2 separate regions of the Homo sapiens genome follow, and region 1 is linked to region 2. A link is a contact called in ENCODE Hi-C or POLR2A ChIA-PET data. All regions are on one chromosome and are shown on one strand. Each heading gives the region's core, a stretch centred on a gene start or an enhancer-like site at or near the end of the contact. The rest is flanking DNA. Distances are from core to core; before and after follow the strand shown. Region 1 has its middle 16 kb from the start of STK32B. Region 2 overlaps STX18 (syntaxin 18).

Region 1 (5,924 bases), core at 1,082-3,581, 540 kb before region 2:
AAGTATAATACAGTCATGTCCTAGGCCTTCCCATTCACTCACCAGCTACTCACTCATCCAGAGCAACTCTCCAGTCCTGCAAGCTCCATTCATTGTAAGTACCCTATCCAAGTTTATTATTGTTTATTTTATACCTTATTTTTATAGTCCCTTTTCTGTATTTAGATAGATTTAGATACACGAATACTTTGTGTTAACAAATGCATTGTGTTACAGTTGCCTATGGTGTTCAGTACAGTAGCATGCTGCACAGGTTTGTAGCCTAGTAGCAGTAGGCTAGACCATGCAGCCTAGGCATATAGTAGGCTTCACCACCTAGGGCTGTGTAAGTATTCTCTATGATTTGTGCAGCAATGTTTGCACAATGCTGAAATTGCCCAACACACGTTTCTCAGAATGTATCCCCGTCATTAAGCAATGCATGACTATGTTTTGAATTTGGGGATTCCTTTGGTTCATCAGCTTAATCCATATCTAAACAAATGCAGACTCGTTGAGGCCAAGGTCATCATTGTCATCGTCATCCTTCCTTGCCTCCAGAACGATATAGGTACCTAACAAATGTTCAGCAAAATGAAAGAATGAATGAACAGCTGAATGGTTTTAATTGGCATGCCAGGAATTTTATGGGGATGATTCATGAACCAGCTTGGGTAGGGATGAGGTCATGTCTAAGCATTTTTCCAATACTGAAATTCCATCATTTTGTTTCTAAGAACTGAGAGTCACTTGAGAACACAGTGTTGGCTGGCATTTTCTTAGCCAAGGGTCTGGCAAAGCAAGGATGGACGGGTGGGGAGGTCTTAGAGGGAGCAAAGAGAGGTAACACACACTCCCTCCCCCTTCCGTCCCTTCAGTTATCCATTCATTCACCCAAAAAACATGTGCCCATTACATGCCAGGCACCAGCAGGAACAGAAATGAATAACAGGTCCCCATGCCCACCCTCACAGCCCAATGAAGAAAACAGTGCAGTGGTAAATAAAAGCAGTGTCATAGCTGAGTAGAAGCTGAAACAGGCTGAAACATGGTGACATTTTAATCTTTGAGTCTTCAGTGTGTCCCCAGAGCCACTATCTAGAAAACCATCTTTATCTTCACCAACTTTAACACAGACGGGAAAGAGGGTTTGCTTTGGGGAAGTTCATTTGTCAGAGCCCTTTCTCAGAGTCCTCCAGGCACCCTCAGTCCAAATCCACTTCCTTTATCTGTAGAGTAATTGATATTTATTAGCAGTGAATCAGTTCTGGAGGGCTCAGGGTTCCAGCTAGGGAACCAGAAGAGCTGGTTGTGACCAAGACCACACTAGCTGTCAGACATTCATTAATTTATTCAATCACTCAACTTGAACAAGTTACTTTCTTTCAGTTTCTTCATTTGTAAAGTGGGGACCATTTTTCCTATCTGTGAGCTTTGAATCAAAGTACCCAATAGAGTGTTTGCCGCCTACCAGGGGCTTAATAAAAATGAATGGGTGCTGATTTGTTAGCATGAGAAATATTGCTGTTGCCCAGTACTTCTCAACAGGGGTGATCCCCCACCCAGGAAACATTTGGCAATGTCTGGGGACATTTTTGATTGTCGTGACTAGGATGGCGTGAAGTGGTGCTACTGGCCCTAGTGGATAGAAACCAGGGGTGCTGCTCAGCATCCTACAGTGCACTAGACAGCCACCCACAACAAATAAATATCCCTCCCAAAGTGTCAATAGGGTCAATAGCTCAGACACCCTGCTCCAGACCCTCAAAAATGCCAATTTCCACAGGATGCATCCACACTCTTGCCAGAGAGCTGTTGTGTGCAATTTTAAATTCCACCCTTGGCCGGGCACAGTGTCTCATGCCTATAATCCCAGCACTTTGGGAGGCCGAGGTGGGCAGATCACGAGGTCAGGAGTTCAAGACCAGCCTGGCCAACATGGTGAAACCCCGTCTCTACTAAAAATACAAAAATTAGCCGGGTGTGGTGGTGGGCGCCTGTAATCTCAGCTACTTGGGAGGCTGAGGCAGGAGAATTGCTTGAACCCAGGAGGCGGAGGTTGCAGTGAGCCAAGATCACGCCACGGCACTCCAGCCTGGATGACAGAGCAAGACTCCATCTCGAAAAAAAAAAAAAAAAAAAAAAAAATCCACCCTTGCCTTGGTATTTAATATGTAATTATAAAACAGTGTTTCAAGTGGAATTTTGGACGCTTTTGCCTCAATATACCAGTGACACAAGCTTTAGTTCCTTCTAGCTACATGTGAACTGTTGCTGGCAGAACCTAATCTTAACTTCTCAGGCCTCCTTGATGACTCAGCAAGAAACGGCAGCATTTTCTACTCTGGCCTGCAATGTGGAGTTTATTTTCTGACTTCAGAGAGACACCTGGACCCAATTTGCATAATCAGAACCAAAAGGGGCCTGCTGTGTCGAGGATGATGATTTCCAGTGCAAATGTGATGACTGAAGCATTTTTTCCAGCCAGTATTCACGGAGCACCTACTACATGTCAGGGCTATGCTCAGTGCTGGGTACTCAGTGGGGGACAAAACAAGCATAGTCCCCGTGCACACTGCACCCAGCAGCTTTCAGATTGGTTTCACATCTATAGTATTATTCTCTCTTTACACAAACTTTGAGCTAGGCAGGAGTGGTATTTGTTAAAGGTAAGGAAGTTACACTTTTTGAAAGCATAGATAAAAAAGCATTAAAGTTTTTTTTTTAGCCAGGCACGATGGCTCACGCCTGTAATCCCAGCACTTTGGGAGGCCGAGGCCGGTGGATCACCTGAGGCCAGGAGTTCAAAACCAGCCTGAACAACATGGCGAAACTCTGTTTCTACTAAAAATACAAAAATTAGCCGGGTGTGGTGGCGGGCGCCTGTAATCCCAGCTACTCAAGAGGCTGAGGCAGGAGAATCACTTGAACCCGGGAGGCAGAGGTTGCAGTGAGCCAAGATCGCGCCACTGCACTCCAGCCTGGGTGACAGCGAGACTTCGTCCCTCAAAAAAAAAAAAAAAAAATTTACAGATCCTTTAATTTGCATTTCTGATGAAAATACATTCTAATTGTACAGACTTTGAATACAAATGTTTAAAAAGATCCTTCAGCTCGTTGAGTATGCATGCACATCTCTGCTGGGAAGTCCATCGCCCAGCCTCCAATGTCAGTCTCCACCGTCTCCTCATCTGGAAGCGACTCCATCCTAATCCCTGACTCTGACAAAGAGCAGAGTGCCTCACCTGCCAGGGCAGCACTTTGGGCAGCCTATGGTTAGGTGCAGGCACATGTGTGGGTGGGGGTCTTCACCCAAAATATTCAGGAGCCAGGCATAGTCGAGCATATCGTCCCCCTTTCATCCCTCCTGCCTCTCCTGCTGTGTGATATGCCAGCCCATTACCCACTCACTGAGCAATTACTATGTGTCGAGCTCTATAATTAAGCATGTTGCAAACATCTTCTTAATCATTTACTCAAGCTAGAAAGATTATTTTTCCATTATAATATGTGAGAATAAGGCTAAGAAGTTGATTCACAGATTCATGTCTTCAATGAATGTACATGCAGACTATGAAACAGGCACTGCCAGGTGCTGGGGATAAAATGAAAAGGAAAAGGTGTGTGGTGCTTAAAAACTTCATGATGCTATGAAGCAACGTGGTTCTGAAGTTCTGTTGCTGGTAAGTGGCTGGACCAAGCATAGCGAGCCAAGGCCTGCAGGGCTCCACATTCCTCTAAAATACCTCCCCATTGGAGCCAATCCATGGGGCACAGGTTTCCAGACATCAGGGAGGTACTTCTGGGACTCCAGAACAAAATCTACATCTAACCGTGAAAATGCATTGTTAGCACCATTCAAAGGAAGTCGTTGATGGCCAGTGGAGTGGCCGGGAGCAGATCCCAGCAGGGAAAAGCCCAGTAAATCAAGTGCTACTGACATTACCCCAGGACTTCTATGACCAGGCTGCCATGAACATTCATTTTGAACCAGTGTCTGACGATGGAGCCTGGAGAAGAATCCAGGATGCCCCTCCAGCCTACCTGATTGATTTGTTCAAGGGCTGAGACCAACATTCCCATCAGCTGAATGAGTGTGGGGATGTCTGAATATATCGCTCAAGCAGGAAAATGTGAAGATTACTCTGTAAAACATCTGACATGTACCCAACAGGCAAAGTTGTTTTTAAGTGTTAAGATCAATTTCTGCAGAGCATCAGGCACAAACTGTGGTACGATTCATCGTGAAAAGGAAAAAGCTGAGACAGATAGCCCTGGCAGGAGTGTGGTGCTTATATAAACCATGGAAAGAATGTGTTCTTTCTGCTATTCCTTCATCAAATATTTGTAGGGAGGGGAGCGCATAGAATATTTTTGGAGTGCTGCAGGCAGGGGAACTGTGTGTCCGGAGGCCCAGCGGCCAGCAGGAAAGTGACAGATGGAAGGCACAAGTTTTGTAAACATTTGACGCCCACGTATGAGAGAGGTTATCCCTACAGTGTGTTTGGTGAGAAAGGCAGGATTAGTTTCCATACATTTTCTGGTTCATTTTTCAAAAGACTGATTCTGTAGTTGCAAGAGACGCAGTGGCTGCTTAATAAATCTCTGCTGAACAAATGAATAAGGAACTTTACGTAAGAGTCCAAAGCTCCAGCTAGGTGAAATGGAGTTAGGAAAGCTGTGTAACGGCATGAAATCTATGTCCCCGCCTGGAAACGTATGTGGCATTTCTCAATCTGCTTTTTTCCCTTTCCTTCTTCTTTTGTAAAGTGTCCGTTACAGAATTTTATACCATGTTTAGGGCCTCACATCTCCTGCACAGCAGTGAATTTAGCTCAATTCACAAAACACCTTTTGAAAGTTTGTGAGAAGTACACAGCCGTTGTGAGTTTCCATGTATTTGCATGTCCCCAGCAAAAAAAGATGGTTTAGACACCTCCCCTACCACAAAGAATGTTGGCTCTGGGATCCAGCAGGCCAGCCCATCAGTTGGCAGCTGTGTGACTTCGCCACATCTTGTCTACCTCTTCCAGCCTCAGCGTTTCAAGTATAATCTGGAGGTTTTCTTCTCATCTCCCAGGGCGGTTGTAAACAGAGAGTGCACTGGAAGTAGCAGCTGCAGTGCTCAGGGGTGCTTCCGCCCTTCTTGCCATCCTTATTCTTTGCCACATGCAAGCCCCACTCTCAGAAACCATGGCCTCCTCGTGAAGGAGAAAAAGGAACCATTCAAATTCAAAACAAAACAAAAAATTGCTCACACTTAACACTGCTTGCCGTGCCAGCAACGAGAAGAGGCTGAGCCAGTTTCCGAATTGCTTTCTGTCCAAGGTCTAAGTTGTTCTCACCCACTTCCTGCCCTGGGGTGTGTGTTGGCTACGGGGCTTCCTGAAAGGACACAGGCCAAAACACTCAAAATGCTTCCCAAGGGAGGAAGCCTTACCTTCCCAGAAGCTGGAGTCCACAGGAACCTGGAGGGAGAAGCAGGGTTTCCACGGGCCATGGCCCAGCTGGGGAAATGCTTGTTTATGGTGACCGTGCTGCAGCTGTGGACGCCGTATCACCTACCGTGTTGTAAGTGGAAAGGCAATCAAGGGCATCATTCATTCCCTCATTCCGCCAGCGTTCTCTTCCTTCCATGAGGCCGCTGACCCTGGGGCCCTTATAGGCTAGTGTGTGGGGTGTTTGGTGGTTGGGGACTGTGTTTGTGGGGCTGGAAGTTACATAAATAATAATAGCAAATCTCCAGTACTTACCTTACACCAGCAGTAGCCTCGGGCCTTTGGAAATATTGACCATTTAATCCTCTCTCAGCCCCATGTGAGAGGTAAAAGTGTGGCCTCCATTTTATAGATGAAGAAATGAGATAAAGTCACACAGCTGGGAAGGGAAAGAGCCGGTCTGTGAGCTCAGAGAGTTCAACTGTCTGGTTTGAGTTTAAACCTTTA
Region 2 (5,927 bases), core at 879-3,378:
AACCTGCGCAAAGCATTTTACAGGTAACCTGGAGCTTGATTGTTAATTCCTCAGCATGTGATTCAATATATTGTTATTTTTGCATCAGGGGAAGAACAAGGATAGTTAATAAGAGAGATCTAGGATTAAATAGCAACTCTAACATATCTGAGCCACACTGTTCTTACCTATAAAATGGGAGAAGTGATAATATTAGAGGACTTTTGTGAAGATTCAATGAAATATGGAATATGCTCTGTAATGTAGTCATCAGAAATGAATGCTAAATCCATTGCCTTGTAAGTGAAGCACAGCACCGAGACTTGGATATGAAAAATCACTTGAAAGTATGCTGTTCAGTCTTCAGTCAAATGCAAGAAGCCAGGGAATTTGGGGAGCTGGACTAGACCTTAGGGATCAGGGAATGCAGTCTCTTCATTTTATTAGCAAGGATTGAAGCCTGGAGAAGGAACTTGACCAAGGGTACACTGTGAGCCCAAATATATGTACTGTACAATATGTAGTGTACAAATAGTTAATAAATACTTTCTTGGTGCTGTGATCATTATCAGTTTTTACTTCGTAGCATTTGTCTTCTCTATCACTTCAGTGTGCTCATGTATATGTTATGTAACCCTCAAAACAATTTTGTAGGCCTAGCTTACCTGACCCCAGTGTAAGACTTTGAGATAAAATCCTAAAGGATACCACCATGGGATATGGGCTTATGGAGGTACTGAAAAATAACATATATTTACCTTGTTGACTTTTCTTGCATGAGAGGGAAAAGAGTTAAAGACATTCAAACCACATGTGATTGAAAGCCCACGAACCTCTTTCCAGTTCTGTTTTCCCATGAAAATGAGGCTGTTGTATCTTCATAATTTCTTGCATGTATAAGGTTAAAAACAGAGGGGAATGAAGATATTCCAGCTACATTTCTAGTAGAACACCTACATTTTGTTTTTCTAAGCATACTGTAAAAACTTCAAAACAGCATTATGCTTTGCGCTTATTTTAAAACCATTATTAACAATATTTTCTATTGATGCTTTAGTATAGATTTAGACTTCTAGTATCATTGATTATTATAATTTGAATTAAAAGTGAAAATTCATGATAGGTACTGTTTACTTGGAGGACCAATTGCTGTGGAAGTGTGCAGCCTACAATGAAGATAATAAGATGCGTCATTTGAATCAATATTTCTCCCACCTAAACAAAAACAATTTTTTTTAATCATAGAGGAATCATTTTTAGAACTACCAGGTGAATATGCTGTGGTGTCAATTAAATACAGTGGAAACTACCTATTCTTACTATTTACAATTCCTAATCACTTTCTGTCTCTTTCTGCAACTCATTACGTGTACCACGATGTCTTGATTCCCTGAAGTGCCTAGTAAATTTTCTCTTTGTAGGACTATGAAATTAACCATGGGCAGTGGAGGGGGCGGGGGGGTTGGGAATGCCTGTGCCTTTTCCAAAAATTGGGGTTGCTTAGAGAAAATGATAATGTTTAGCATTTTTAGTGGTGCCTAAATGTGTGTAGAGAAACACCTATTTCAGGCCTCTCCAAAGACTTTGATTGTCTGAAAGCAGAAATATTTGCAGTTTGACTTTACTTGGTGTTTACAGTACACTTTCTGAGCACTTTATGGATATTTAATATTGTATGACATGATCAGCAATATCTTTTTTTCCAAATAAGTGGGTTTTTAAAAATATAATGGAATCAGAATGTGAATAACTTTTAAAATTATTTATTATGCAGAGAAAAATCTGAAGCCATGAATTTTAAATCTCATGTAAGTTAAATTTGGAAGTACACAGATTTGCCCAGAATCTGAATTTTATAAGCCTTAAAAACTTTGACATTTTAAAAATATTTGAGGAGTTTGTTATTACCATCTCTTAAATGCACACATTTTTTTCAGACTACTAGGGAAGAGAGTGGCTAAGCAGAGCATTGTTGACTGCCCCAGACATCCTCGACTGGTTTCTAAATCTGAAATAAACTTCTTAGTCATATGGTGATAAGCAGAATTCAGAACATGTCTCTTTTTTAATGCATGTGAAATAGAAAGTGATAGTCATCACAAAATGAAATTTGATTTATGATGTGTTGATGCATCGTCATACTAAGGCACGCTGAAAAATATTTTCAGTTTCCTAATAAAAACAAAGTGACCTCCCCATGAGTGATTCTCCTAATTGTTATTGTCAAATGCTTTTCTTTATGCTTTTTTTCTTGCTCACACTCAGATAATCTACAAACACTGTTTGAATCCTGTGTTTCACTTTCTTTTCTTATGAAAAGTTTTCAGTGAATATAGTCCCTGAGCGAATCCTTTCCAACAAAGTACTTAACTTTCTATGCACACAATTCAAAAGTCAATTAAATGTGCGTGATTCATTTATCACAAAGAGTACCACCTATACTCTGTGGAAAATTCTTTCTGTTCGAAAGAAGGTTCTTATTTCTAAGAATGAGCTCTGATTTTAATTAAATAAAGAGCATTTTATGCAATTTTTTTCTAAAGCTTAAGATTAATTTCTATGGTTACTAGGGATATAAATCTCTAGATTGCTTTAAAACAAAGATTTTTGTCCAGGAGAGAGTTGACAGCTCCCTATAAGAGAAGCTATTACTTAATTTTTCTTTCCTAAGTTTAAACACATAAAAATATTTGTAATGATACCCCAAAGGCATCATAAAAATGTAAAATAATTGTACTCTAAAATATCTAAAATTACAGGAAATAGACCTCATTTTAAAAAATGAACTGAGATTCATGGCTGGGTAACCGGAGTGTGACATACTTCAAAACCAGAATCTCTTGTCAGGATACTTTTAGTTTTTTAATGGCTAAAAAAAGAAGTCTTTTGTCAATCATAAAAACTTTAAAATATGTTCATTCTATTAGGAAATCTTACTTTTTAGTTTCATTACCTTTAACGTATATTACACTGTGGCTGCGCTAGATCCCTTTGAGAGGCACATTTCAGTCTTTAGAATTAGGTGGCATCACTAGGCTTGTGATCAACGATATCACAAGACAACCGTTAGACTGTTTTTAATGATTATTTTTTAAAAGTACATAGCCATTTTCTAAGCAGCTTTGAAAAAAGGCAGCATAAATCGTTTCCAGTGTCTTACTTACCCAAAGTATACTTCCTCTTTCGGTAGATGATGTTAACTGGTAAATTGTTCCCAGGTTAAAGGTTTGTCATATTTTAATAAATGTAGTGTAAAATCTATAGTAGAGACACTTCAAGGAAAAAACCCTCAACGTTTTCAGTAAATGAAATTAATATATATCCTTTTTCCTACGTTAGTATTATGGTATCATTTCTTTTGTTATTTTTATTTACTAAAACTTTAATTGAGCCTTATATAGTAAAATATCCTCATGTTTTTAGGAAAAGTGAAATTAGATTTATAAAATGTCCAGACTGAAGTTTTGAAAGAAATGGCATTTTGTATATAATATGGATGAATGCTGTTGAGGCTAGACGTGCTCGTAGTTTAAAACATGCCTGATCCGGGAATGCTTTGCATTAAATGAGTTTATATTTTGAGAGCAAAACAGGGAAAGAAAACACTTTCCTTCTTTTTTTTTTTTTAAGAGACAAGAAAATTAAGTTGAATGCGTATATTGAAAGTGCTATAAGCCGAATGTTTGAACAACAAAAGTAAACACTGATTATTACAAATGTACATTTGGACCACGTTGCTTTTATCTTTCAAGCAAAACATTTCCCACAGTTTTTGTGGGTTTTTATTTAAGTTGGGAAAACTTCGGAAGTTTGTGTGAAAGTATAAATAAGTTTGGAAATGTCATGATTAGAGTTTGATAATAAACATGCAAAAGCAAATGGGAAACTCTATTAAAGTCAGATGTAACATTAAATAATGTTTTCTCTAAAATGTATTTGCAGAGAGAAGAACAGTGATTTATGTGGATTTGAAACAAAGACTTTGGCTGTAATTTAAAATAAAGGTTAAATGTGAATTCTTCAGCCTGAACATGGATGAAGTTTTTTGTTTTTAAGAGCTTCCTTAGTGATTGTTATAGGAGCCTCTGTGCCCTTTTCCAATTATGGGCACAGAAATTATGCATGTATTTATAGATTCCATGTAAAAAAATTCTTAGTTTCCAATAAATTTTAAGCTGCATTTTACGAAGTAAGCATCTGTAGAGAACCTTTTGGAGAAAAAATAGGAGGGAAAACGTTTCAGTTTATGTAATTATTGAAATATACCACTGTATAGAGAATGAATAGAAATTTAAAACCGTAATCTGAAATTTGTTTTAAATCTCATTGTTATGAGATTGACCTCATAATTGCAAATCGGCATTTTGTGTTCAGTACAACTCCAATTCTTAAGGAAATTTGTCTGTTCTATTAGAGTAATACTGTAAGTTTAGGAAGATGCCCCTTTGGCTATTGTTACATATGGGCCCTTTTGAAAATAGTGGTCATGCTAATATTTGATCAGATAATGCTGACTAATGCTGTAGAGCTTTCGAAAGATTTCTTGAACATTGTCAAGTTTTACTTTCCTTTCTTAGGTACATGACTGTGTATCTCTTAAAAGTGTATATGTATTTGTGGGGGGCAGTTAGTGTTACATTTTTATTGTAAATTTATTACAGTTCGATATGTGATTTTGAGTGAAATTCATTGCAATATGAATGAAAATTTTTTGTATGTATGGTGTTTCAAATGCTTTACCTAATTAATTGTCTGAAAAACTGTTAAAGGGGATTTAAATTGCATATACTAGTTTTACATTTAAAGCTTTCACACTGAGCTGAATTCAGATACAGGACCTTAAATTTTTTGTCCAAAGAAAGTAAGAACTCATGTAGAATGAAAAGATATAATTTGAGTCTCAAAATCAAGATCTTTAATATACTGCTCAGGACCTAACTATTATTTTTCTAGTAGTTTTCACACATTTTTTTCCGGCAAATGTTATGTTACGGAGTGATTATTTTGTGTTACTTTGTACACTTAAGGAGCAATCCATTTTTAGCAGTTGAGCCCTCATTTTGTAAAACTAAGCTGTTGGCAATTTGCTAGTTTCTTTAAATTCTAGAAACCACTAAGTTTTACCTTTTCATTTATTTCCAAACAAAGAAGATGTTAGAAAGTTCTGTAACTTATCTCTTGAAATAATATTTTCTGGCCGGGTGTGGTGGCTCATGCCTATAATCCCAGCACTTTGGGAGGCTGAGGCAGGCAGATTGCTTGAGCCCAGGAGTCTGAGACCAGCCTGGGCAACATGGCAAGACCTCGTCTCTACCAAAAAAAAAAAAAAAAAAAAAAAAAAAAAAAAAAAAAATTATTTTGCATGTGTATTGAAGTGCTTTGAGTTTCTTGCCTTGTTCACTCCAAAGACGATCATAATGACTTTCCTCATTATAGGAAAAAGGAAAAAAGGGATCTGTATATTTTTGAGGACAGGGAATGATGAAGCAAGACCCTGGACTTTGCTTGGAATTTGGACATTTGTATTATTGGTCAAGGCCAGCATACTCTGCATTTTATTCCCATTCACTTAGTTGAAAGATGACTTTGGAGGCAAGGACATATATCTTGTTACCAAACCCTCTTTCTCAGAACTTTGAGATAAAATGAACATTCATTCCTTTGCTTTTGTTTTTGCTAAAAGAGAAAAAAAATCAGTTTGAGTAAAGCAAAAACATTTCTACTTTTGGGGTTTGAATGATAACAAAGCAGTTGAGATTAAATTATTGACATCTGACAAGCAGAATGGATGTTGAATGTATGTTCTTGCTATGGGCCGCTTGAAGTTGCTTTTGCTATTCTCTTTGCTGATGTGAAGCAGAAAATGAACAAGGTAACAGTTTTGATGGTGAGATTAGAGGTAGCCAGGCTGACTGTCTCCTGGCTCTTAGAGACCCTTATAAGCTCAG

Evidence for each region. A loop is a pair of places that touch in the nucleus more often than their neighbours do. ChIA-PET counts read pairs that join two places held with the same protein, here RNA polymerase II (POLR2A). Pooled maps may share reads with other maps.
Region 1: a pooled map shows a loop between it and region 2 (2.6-fold over the local background). The contact joins two enhancer-like sites. A Hi-C loop is called at or near these places in 1 of 50 pooled maps. POLR2A ChIA-PET finds 5 or more read pairs at or near these places in 2 of 52 experiments (AG04450 and PC-3).

The regions. Positions count from the first base shown.
Region 1 is chr4:5,032,863-5,038,786 of GRCh38, reverse strand. It overlaps a transcript of STK32B not described here. Among named protein-coding and RNA genes, the nearest start is that of STK32B, 16 kb to the left of the region's middle. RefSeq lists an enhancer at 5,123-5,172. Within about 2 kb of position 2,331, at least 3 of the 41 ENCODE cell types and tissues checked have a DNase peak (open chromatin) inside an H3K27ac peak, as active enhancers do.
Region 2 is chr4:4,488,797-4,494,723 of GRCh38, reverse strand. The region is part of intron 1 of STX18 (syntaxin 18); the gene reads left to right. Among named protein-coding and RNA genes, the nearest start is that of STX18-IT1, 10 kb to the right of the region's middle. RefSeq lists an enhancer at 4,424-4,603. Within about 2 kb of position 2,128, at least 5 of the 41 ENCODE cell types and tissues checked have a DNase peak (open chromatin) inside an H3K27ac peak, as active enhancers do.